Linked DNA regions of Mus musculus: region 1 is linked to region 2. Evidence: chromatin loops called from intact Hi-C (ENCODE). Cell type or tissue: gastrocnemius. All regions are shown on one strand. Each heading gives the region's core, and the rest is flanking DNA. Links, peaks and the distances in the headings are about the cores only.

Region 1 (5,380 bases), core at 67-5,066, 200 kb before region 2:
GGCCCAGATGGCTTTAGCAAGTATTTAACAGGTTTCAGTTCAGAGTCTTAGCATTGAGTATTAAAATCTTGTTTGAATATTAAACTGTCCATCATACAGTATGTTTTCATCAAACCATTTAATGACAAATATTTTGAGTAGAGCTACTTCTACAAGGGAACTCTTACGGGGCAGCTCATGAAACCAGTACAGTTTTAATAGACCCTTTGTTTTAGGAGAGACCATATTAATCTGAAAAATTGGAATTTTAAAACTAAGTTACTGCTTTTCTTTACAGGTGAGAAGAAGTTTGTTTGTCCAGAATGTTCAAAACGCTTTATGAGAAGTGACCACCTTGCCAAACATATTAAAACACATCAAAATAAAAAAGTCATTCACTCTAGCAGTACAGTGCTCGCATCTGTGGAAGCTGGAAGAGATGATGCCTTGATTACTGCAGGAGGAACAACACTTATCCTTGCAAATATTCAACAGGGGTCTGTGTCAGGGATAGGAACTGTCAATACTTCTGCCACCAGCAATCAAGACATCCTTACCAACACTGAAATACCTTTACAGCTTGTCACAGTTTCTGGAAATGAGACAATGGAGTAAATATTACACAAATACTTATTCATTGTGGTTATTTTTATACAGTAGTGAGAAGAATATTGTTCCTAAGTTCTTAGATATCTTTTTATTGATGTGCAAAAATTTTTGGATTGACAGTAACTTGGTTATACATGACACTGAAATGCCTTACTTTGTATGATATTCCATAGTATATTAAAAATGGTAAAATTTGCATGGATTTTGTAGGTACTTTTGGAATCTAGAAGAAATGAAATTTTACCAAGTTATATAAAGAGAAAATTGAATTTAACAATGCGAATGGTAGTCTAACCAAATGCATCAATCCTGTGTGGTTTAGTGTAAAAATGAGAAACTGTTGGTATTTATCTATTGTAAGATAAAAAAAGTTGGTGGGTGAAAGAAATCATGTTATAAATTTTTGTAATTTTCTTGATGACTGGAATTTTTATTATGCATAACTGACAAATCAAGTTTCCAAGCAAATGTTACATAGTGTAGGCTTTACTTAGCTTATCAATTTGTCATTTTGAAGCTAATTATTTTAATTAGGTTAACTGTACAATATTTTAAGCATTACTCTTGTAAGATTTTGAAAACTACATTTTAACATGGACCTTTAGGGATAGTCACCTTTTAAATCCTGTTGAAAAGCCATGTTTAAGATTTAATTTGCCAAAATAATGTCTTGTTAATATTCTTTCAATAATGAAGTTGGGCAATATAACCGATGTTTTTAAAAAGTTTAAAATGTGTAGGTTGAAGCATTTGGGTGGTAAAATGTTCTAGTGAATTACCCCTTTTCCTGAAGTTTGGAGGACCAAAAAATAATAATAAGGTGTATTGCGTCTTAGCAGAGAATTTTTTTTTTTTTTTTTAAATTCAATCTTGGTTCCAAAAAAAAAAAAAAAATATGTCTGCCAGGGCCTTAAAAGCCATCGTTGTAAATTACCAATAAAGTATAACATATGCAAACATAACAAAATCACTTCCACAGTGACGATACTCCAACCATATGGATATTAGTCATAGAAACTAGAGGCTTTATGATATTTTTTTAAGTTTTTTTAATCTAGGTAGTCTGCACTTAAATATCAACCATTTTCCTTTTTTTGCTTCTTCCCTTAAAATTTATATGTATCCAATACATTTAATTGAGAAATGTATGTTTTTTATTATGCTGTATTTTCTTTTTATTTTTTAATTATTGTTTATATTTTCAATTAAAAATGTACAAAATAAAATTACATTGCTGGTCTTGTAAGAGCTCTACACTTTTCCTACATGTACCTACAACTACAGCAGTTCATCTATTTCAGGAAGTTGAATTCTGTTCATTTGTTCTCTTTAAGACCACCTCAGATAAAAGGCTACCTTATTGTACGTTTAAAGTGTATTATAACAGTGTGGTAGTTAATAAAACACTATTTTTTTTTTCTTTTGAGTTTGTTGTAGTCCGATGCATCTAAAATACTGCAATGGTATGGATAAGAAAGCCTGGCTTATTTTTCTTTACTTTAGACTTTTATTTTTAGATTCTTGATTTCAGATGCTGGGATTGTAAATAAATATATTTACTTAAAAAGAGGTGTATAGAGGTGCTGGCAATTAATTTTTCACTTAAAATGAATTTATTAAATATAACTTGAAACTTGAAAAATTTAGCTTGAAAAAGTCTAATTTCTTAGCTTATATTGATTTGTATCAGTTTTATCAACACTTGTTTCGTACATCACTCTTGTGTTTCCCTTCTCAAAGCACTGCAAAGTATTTTGATTTAAGAGAGTTCTGATTACATAAGTACTTCTGAAAATGCTAATTCAGACAAGCTGTGGTGATCATGGCAGGTGGGAGCTGTTCCTGAGGTGGCTTTGAGTATGTGTGAGTCTGAAATGGTAAGAGAGGAAGGGGAATAGGGGGGGGGAAGGCAGTAGAGTATTTCTTTGATGTGTACACGGTTTAAATGAGATTTGCATGTCTGTTATCCAGGCCCAGCTTGACACTCAGTTGTAACTTAGCAGGGCATAGGTCAACTCTAGCACACATGGGCTGTTTTTCTAAGTGAGGCTTAAATTTAGAATGAAAGGTGAGCTGTTTAAAATTGTTTTTTATTAACATTATAAGTACAGGTTGCTTACTTGAACCAAATACTGAGTCAGGACCCCCACCCCCACCATTTGTGCGTGCGTGCGTGCGTGTGTGTGGTTTCTTGCTAGGACCTGGGCTCCCCAATTAGGTTAAGCTAGCTGGCCTCAGGGATCCTCCCCCGTCCTGGAGCTGGGGGAGGGTTCCTACCACCGTGGCGCCAGGACCACCACACCTCACCTTTTATGTGGGTTTTAGGGACTCAGGCTGAGTCCTCATGTTGATGTGGTAAGGTAAGCACTTGGCTGACTTCTTCACAGTGCCAAGATGTTTTTAGGTAATTGAAAATTGATAGTAAGTTTCAAAACATTTTGATATAAGAATTCCCAAGCATATTTTAGAGACTAAATGCATTGAATTGATGGTCTTAAAGTGTGTTTGTGGGCTTGAGAGCTTTTGCTTAGCAGGTGAAGATTTGATTTCTAGTGTAGTGATTGTAAGTCCTTCTGTTTTTATATTGTTTGAATGTTGGACCTGGGGTTCCCCAATTAACCTAATTTTGGAAAAAGTAGTTGAAGAATTGTTCTGAAGCCAGTTCTTAGTTGTCAAATGTGTATTAGTGGACAGGACTGTTTTTCACTGTACACCCTTCAGTAGTTTTGTCAGTTTTTATAAATGGCTAGAACTTACATTTTATGTATATACAGGTGCAATTAATCTGAGCTGCATGTCTTGTGTGCCTTAAAGACACCACTCAATGCTTTAAAAGGAGGTATGCATATCACAAAGTCAACTGCCTTACAACTTTGACCTTCAGAATAGTGAAAGTGCTTTTAATACAACATTTTAGAGCAACATTTTAGATAAATTGGAACGTGTCACATATTTTATAGAGCATAATTCTTGGGACCAGCAAGGTGACTCAGTATGTAAGGATGCTTGCTACACAGTGCAACCCCATAATGTTGTTTCCTAACTTTTACATGCATGCAGTGACAATCATTGCATGCACATTAAACACCTAATCATGTATATGTGCACTAATAAGTTTTTTTTAAAAAGTTAACCAGTGTTTTCCATCAGGAAATCTCAGAACTCATTTTTCAGACAGCTTTATTTAGCCCAGGCTGCCCTTGAAGTTGTCATAGATGAACTATTCCTGCCTCTGCCTCCCAAGTACTGGGATTACACATCAGTTCCACCATGCTGGTTTGCGCTAGAAAGCTTTTCAGGACATGAAAAGCTGTGGCTACAGTGGCTGTGGCTATAGTAGATGTCAGAGGGCAATATAGTGTTGGTCTCTTACACATAGGTTCTAGGGAGTCAAACTCAGGGCTTATGTGAAAAGCACTCTAGCGTCAGGTCCTGGAAATTAGTTGTATTTTGTTTTATGTGTGTGGGTATCTTAGCTGCATGTTTGTATGTGTGCCACATGCATGCCCCATCCCAAGGAGGCCAGAAGGAGGGTTTTGGATCCCCTGAGACTGGAGTTTACAGTTGTGGGCCAAAGTGTAGGTACTGGGAATCAAACCTGGGTCCTCTGGAAAAACTGCTGCTAACTGCTGCCTTTCAGTGCTTTTAATTGCTTTTCTGTATCTACCTTGCCAACATCTAAAAAACATTTTACATATAAAATTTACTTAGGTATATGACTGCCCTGCCTTTTTTATACATACCAGAAGAGGGAACATCTCATTACAGAGGGCTGGTTATGAGGGTGCTGAGAATTGAACCCAGCCAGGACCTCCAGAAGGATAGCCAACATTCATAACCTCTAGATTATCTCTTTAACATCCTGGTAAACTTAATATTTGCTTGTAAAGATTGTATATTTTTGCAAGGCTCCCAAAAACCCCAAAACAGACTTTTTTTTTAAAGCAAAAGTAACGTAAAGTCCAAAAAATATTTTTGGGAAAAAGTAAGGACAGTAGGCATTCCCTTTAAGATTCTAATTGTACTTTAGACTAGAACTTCAGTTTCCCAAGTTTTTGTTTCATTATAGTATATTTAATATTTGAATTAGAATTTTGAAATTTGGGTTTTAAAAGTTGACACAATATCCTAAAGTTAAATTTTATGAGGTTGGTAAGAAGTGTTTTCAATGTAAACTTACTGACTAATGTGCTTAAAACACTGCTATGAATGGGTGGTAAGCCTTATGTGACCCCAGGAAACCAGTTGGTTGATGCTCTGGGAACAGATTTGGTTTTAGTGCGCCTCCTCATCAGCGCTCACGTTAGGAAGCTTGTTGGTCTCTTGCCTTGCCCGTGTGTACACATAACCAAATGCTTACATATGCCTTCGTTGCATTTGCTGTGAGAAAAATTCATGATTTCTCCTCTCGGTGATCATGGGCCTCTTCCCAGAAAAAATAATTCAAGTCCAGAATTCTCAAACTACTTTTAAGCTGAGACTGAACCTTGGGAAAGGAGCATCGGCTCAGATGGTGGGATTGGAAGAACAGCCAAGGAGACTCAGACACTACAGGAGGTGGAGGGCATCACAGGCAACCATGTGTTGCCTACTGCCTGAGTAGTTAGAGACTTGCTAAAAAGACTGGTGGTTGAGGGTGTGGGAAGAGAGGAGAGACGACAAAAAGAGTCTTAAAGGTTAGGAGCTGATCGGTGAATTTTAATATCGGAGAAAAGCTTCCATAACAAATAATTTAAAAATCAAAATGAAATTAAGTTACCATCCATCATATAATTTCCTTATAACATTTGTA
Region 2 (5,380 bases), core at 199-5,198:
ACAGAAGCCAGATCAGTCAGCTTGGAGAGGAGTTTGAGTCTGACCAGCTAGCGGACTTGAACCAGACAGCCAGAGATCAGAAAGAACAAGGAAGAGGTGAGTTTATTCAGCAACATGTCTCAGAAACTGAATACATTCCAGGCCTAGATATGATGGTACAGAGGCTAGAAGCTCTAGGACTAGGTCTAGGTTAGCAGACAAAGACAGCCTCTGAGACGACAATTACGTCAGGCAACAAAACAAAACAAAACAAAACAAAACTCGTGCACATGGGCATCTCCTGCCTTCTGCTCTTTGGAATTTTGCCCGTAGGGTCTGCGACATGGATTGAAGGGATAAGGGCATTCAGGTCTCACCTGCTATACCTGTGGCTCCATTGCGAGTTGGAAGCATCTGAGTGTGTTTATCGGAGTGCCTGTTTGGATCTGGGAGACAATAAAAATAATGCTGGCTAAGTTGCACCCTCCTACAGGATAGCCCAGGTCCTGTAACCAATAATGATCTCTTTGTGCCTAGGCTCTTCAACGGTCAGTAAAAACGAGCATTTCCTATGATTTCCAAGTTAGCCTCAGGTGACTGGGAGAAAAAAATTAGTATAGATAACATAGTTTGTAAATTTGTGGGACTTGTAGACTTGACAATTTTTTATCTTTTTTTTTGTGGGGGGGGGATAGTGCTTAGATTTGAACCCAGGTGCATGAGCATGCTAGACAAATGCTCTAATATTAACTTATATCCTTAGCCTGGTTATTTCCTTTCTTACGGCATCTATTTGCTCTTGAGTTAATTTTCATTGTCCTTTTGCAAAACCGGGCTCTGTTGCAGGGTTTTGTGCACAGTATTGAAGCACTGTACCACTGAGCTGCGTGCCAAATTTTCAAGACAATGTCTTATATTTCTAGCCCTAGTTGGCCTTGAACTTACTATGTAGTCCAGGCCGACCTTGGACTCAAAACTGTCCTGCTCCAGCCTCCTGAGGACTGGGTGGCAGATCTGTGTCATCGGGCCACTTTGATGATTACTGCGGGCGAAGTTTCAGTCATTGATTGTTAAATTAGTGCATGTAGGTGTGCCTACCAGGAAGTCAGAGATTGGCAAGAAGGTACCTGCCCTCTCAGAACTTAGCTTTAACAGAGAACAAGCCTCATCACGTCAAACCCAAAGCAGGAGGTGCCAAAGAAGACCTAAAGAACACCAAGTTCAGTGTTCACCATGTATTACTGCTCAGCACAGTGTGCCAGGCACAGGGAGGCCTGCTGAGCACAGTGGAGATCAGGTCCGGCCTTGGACACCCCATTCTGGGAGAGGAGACCATCTAACATTTGAGGAAGGGAAGCAGAGGGAAGGATGACGTCACAGCCCAGCTGGATTTCAGTTGTGGCTATTTAACGTCAACAGTGGCCAGCTTGCAACATCTAGGATTTGTGCTACTCATTGGCTTCCTAGTTATAAAATGTGGTGATCTGGTAACTGTACAGGCAATGTAGCTTCTCTTAGGAAGCCCCTCAGCTCAGAGAGGGCAGCACCCAGGAATTGCATCGCTTCATCTACGCAGCCATTCGCTGCATCTATAGTAGCAGTGGAGCAAACCTTGGTGAAGTAAGTGCATGACATCATAACTCCTTATTTTCATTCTGTGAAAACCCCTAGGCACAGAGAGATACAGTTACCTGGGGGCTGCAAGTTCTACACTCGCCCTCTGCCGTCCCGGTGGCTGCCCCGCCCCCACTCTAAAGCAAACAGCCGATGCAGCGCCACATCTGGAGTGGGATGAGTGAGCGTAATTCTGCCCGTAACATTCCCAGCAGAGGGGCAACCCCGTACGCTTTTGAGGGGATAGAGAGTGACAGTAGACAGATGGGCCCGTTGACAAGTGTGTCCCCTGGCGGTGCTCCTGTCACAACTGAATTACTCTGTCACTTGTGATGTCTCTAAGTCAGGCTGAGCCAGGAAAGGCGAGTGTTTCTACTGATTCACAGTCACTGGGAAATGACTCTGGCGTGGAGGCAGGGAGGGTGTGTGTGTGTGTGTGTGTGTGTGTGTGCGCGCGCGCTCTGGCTCTGGAAAGTTTCATCACTTTCTAGGAGTCCAGAGCCAGCGAGGGCAGGTCAGAGAAGGTGGGACTCGGGCAAAGGAGTGCTGCTGGCTGTGATCCTCTGCACTGGATCCTGCTTAGGTGTTACTTGCTGAGTCAGGCTCTCTCCTGTACCCTGCCTGTCTTATGTGGAAGGAACCTGGCTTGGCAGCTTAGTTGCATTGGATGGCAGCCCTCACTAGTCAGACGTGCTGCCTGCATAGTACGGGTACCTAGCAGCCCTCACCTGCCAACTTCCAGTGCCTGCCTGATTATGACAGTATCCACTCAGGAACTTTCCGTCCCATGTTGCTGGGTCATGCTACAGAGGCAGGTCTCCAAACGCTCCAGGAGACTCTTGGATGAAGGGAGTAGCCAACACATCTGGGTCTCTAGCATAGTCTCTGGAATGGATTGTGATTCCAGTCCCAGCCAATGTGGCATCCGTGGGGAATGTGGCCTGGAATGTACTCGAGTAGCTTCAAAGTCAGGTCTAGAAGATGCTAATGTGCTAAACATGTTTAGAGTCATGTTTGTGTCTGTCTGTCTGTGAAACTACCATCTTTATATCTATTTGGGGAGATAATTTTAAAATGTTATTTTACACACTCTCTGTCTGTGTCTATCTTTCCCTCTCTCTGTCTCTCTCTCCCTCTCTGTCTCAGTCTCTCTCTCTCTCTCTCTCTCTCTCTCTCTCTCTCTCTCTGTGTGTGTGTGTGTGTGTGTGTGTGTGTGTGTGTGTGTGTGTGTGTGTACTTGCTTGAATGTGCCAGGACACACATGTGACATTCCAAAAACTCGGAAAAGTCAGCTTTCTCTTTCTACTACAGGGTGCTAGGGATCAAACTCAGGCCGTCAGACTTGGTAGCCTGTGCCTTTACCCCCTGAGCCATCTTGCCAATCTCATAATTATTTTTGTATTGCCCATTACATTCTTTTTCATTAAAGGTTTTTGTGGTTTTTTTTTCAATTATCCCAACAGTTCCCCTTTGCTCATTTTCTATGCAGACTTTCTATGATCCATCGGGATGAAGTTTCTAAGGTGTAAAGGCTGTTTGGTTAATCAGCCTAACAGATACTTTAACCGTTGCTACTGTAGTCTAGGAATATGGCAGTGACTACATGTTCATCTCGACACCCAGGAATCCAGTGAACTGTCTGGCCAGGCTCACCATGAAAGGCTGGCTGGCTCTTAAGGAGTCGCTCACTTTCCAAAGCATCTCAACACTGGGGTGATGCTGAGTGTGCAGATGTGTGCATTGGTGTATGTGGGTATGTATGAGAAGCTAAATGTGTTGTACCAAGCAGTGCTTGATCTATAAAAATGGAAGCTATCATGCCTCATGATCCTATTGGCTTTGGGACTTCCTTATTAATCACAGTCATGAGCTTACTATTTGTCTTCCTCTTGTGATCGGATACAAAATATGGCAGCCATTTTGATGTGTGTGCATGTCTATGTTTTCAGTTACAGAGGCTTAAAATGGCAGCCCTATGCATCTGCTTGTGTATGCATTTAAAGCATTTTCTTTTACTTTTTTTAATGGAAAAATTGAAAAGTTTAAAGGAATAAGGGATATAGTAACAGAAAATCTACCTGTTCACCATCACCGTTAGGGTCACTCACGCTACATCTGCAAGTCTTTCTCCTCTCTCCTTCATGTTTTTTCTTTGAGACACATCCAGATGTGTCTGTGAACACGTCTGCACTCACAGGCATTTGCAGCGTCTGGCACCCCCTGTGGCTCACTGCCTGGCCCTGAGGCTTTGGGGTCTGTGGCTCTGCACATCCTCTCTCCTGTCCTTCCTCGCTGGTCCCTTCACCCTTCCTTCTCCAGTGCGACCTTTGTGTTGCAGCCTGTGAATATCCCGGCCACACTGCACGGCCACACGTAGCTTTATCTCTCTCTACCGAGTGAGCTAAGTTTTCCCTTCTGTGGGCGTTCCTCCATCTCCGCGTACGCTGGAACATGCTGGTTCACTTTGCTCTCCTCGTGCAGCTTGATGAAAATGGCTTTCAGGATTTACCTTAGGATGAAGGATGATCTGTCAGTCATAAGTACACCGACTCCAGGCTTTGCAATCTTAGGCCTGGACGCTGAAAGGCAAGAAAACCAAAATAATTACAATAATTCGAAGCAGATGCCTCAATCTAAAACACCACTGGTACCTTCCCTCTGTTATTACTGAGGTCCTCAATGGTAAGTGTGGCCCACACGTCATCCATAGTGAAATCCTTTAGCATTAGTGTCTTTCCCAGCAATTGCAGCAACATGAGGCCTTTTGGTCATTGGCAAGCCACCTTTCTCAGAGAGAGCCAAGACATCTTAGTGGAACTCAAGAAGGAGAAACAATGTTGCCAGCTGTGTTCATGTTGGTCTGCATAGTGAGATGGGATGACAAGAGAACACACAGAATACATAACCACACAGATAAGTCATACAGCATACACCTATTATATTTATCAGTATTATGCTCTATACTATACTCATGATATTATGTAATGATATAGATGTGTTGTCCTTGAAGAGGTCCCAGGTTGGGTTCCAATACTCACATGGTCTGTAGTCCTAGTTCTAAGGCATCAAGTAGCCTCATTTGGCCTCCTTGGGTACTTGGCATGCATGTAGTGCTCTTAGATACTCACAGGCAAATTCATACATTTATTTGTTTATTTATTTATGTTTTAGTTTAACCTTTAAAAGTATAGAACAGATGAGAGCCTTATTACTGTTGCTGTTAGTTTGAGCCAAGGTCTTACTCTGTGGCCCAGGCTAGCTCAGACTTGAGCCTCTTTCTGCCTCAACCTCCCTGAATGCTGGGACTGTGAGTGTGTGCCGCTGTGCCTGGCAAGAGAATGGCTTTTAAGTGGTTTAATGTTGTATTCCTTGATGAGGTGTCGATGCAGTTTAGAACTCTCTCCAGGGTGGCGGATGTAACACTCCAGATCAGTTCTCTCCAGAGAGCAGCTTTAATGTGTTCAGAGTTGAGGTCTATATGAATAATGGGCCTAACTATATCTGTCCAATCAAAAGCAGACTTATTGGTGCACACCTCAAATCCTATCACTTGAGAAGCTGAGGCAGGAGAATTTCCTGTGTGAGGTAAGAAAACACAGGAAAAGAAACCTCTGCATTCCTTTGGTAAGTAAGAGCGACCTGGGGGAGCTGGGGACTGGGTCAGCTTGGCTCCTCCCAGGACGGCGAGTCAGCTTGCTCCACTCTATGGTTGCTTTTATTCCACCTTCCTGAAAGTGTAACACACCACCGTTTCCATCTGTATTTGGCTTCCTACTGTGACCTGTTA

What was found. Peaks named below come from ENCODE experiments on the same cell type or tissue, not always from the same donor. Only the 100,000 strongest peaks of a DNase experiment are listed, where the experiment ranks them.
Region 1: it touches region 2 in a loop (2.2-fold over the local background); 2 of 42 quality-filtered maps call a loop at or near these places.

The regions. Positions count from the first base shown.
Region 1 is chr2:72,933,280-72,938,659 of GRCm38, reverse strand. Sp3 (trans-acting transcription factor 3) reads left to right here. Exons shown (of 7, transcript NM_001018042.3): 7 at 278-2,230. The coding sequence ends at 594. Among named protein-coding and RNA genes, the nearest start is that of Sp3os, 43 kb to the left of the region's middle. In gastrocnemius, for the core only: no CTCF peak of the experiment used is centred there; a DNase peak (open chromatin) is centred at 2,774.
Region 2 is chr2:72,737,706-72,743,085 of GRCm38, reverse strand. It overlaps Gm30257 (a long non-coding RNA gene), which reads right to left. Exons shown (of 5, transcript XR_374639.3): 2 at 4,103-4,172; 3 at 357-425. Among named protein-coding and RNA genes, the nearest start is that of Gm30257, 6.6 kb to the right of the region's middle. In gastrocnemius, for the core only: no CTCF peak of the experiment used is centred there; DNase peaks (open chromatin) are centred at 1,203, 1,903 and 2,216; H3K4me3 peaks cover 447 bases; H3K27ac peaks cover 442 bases.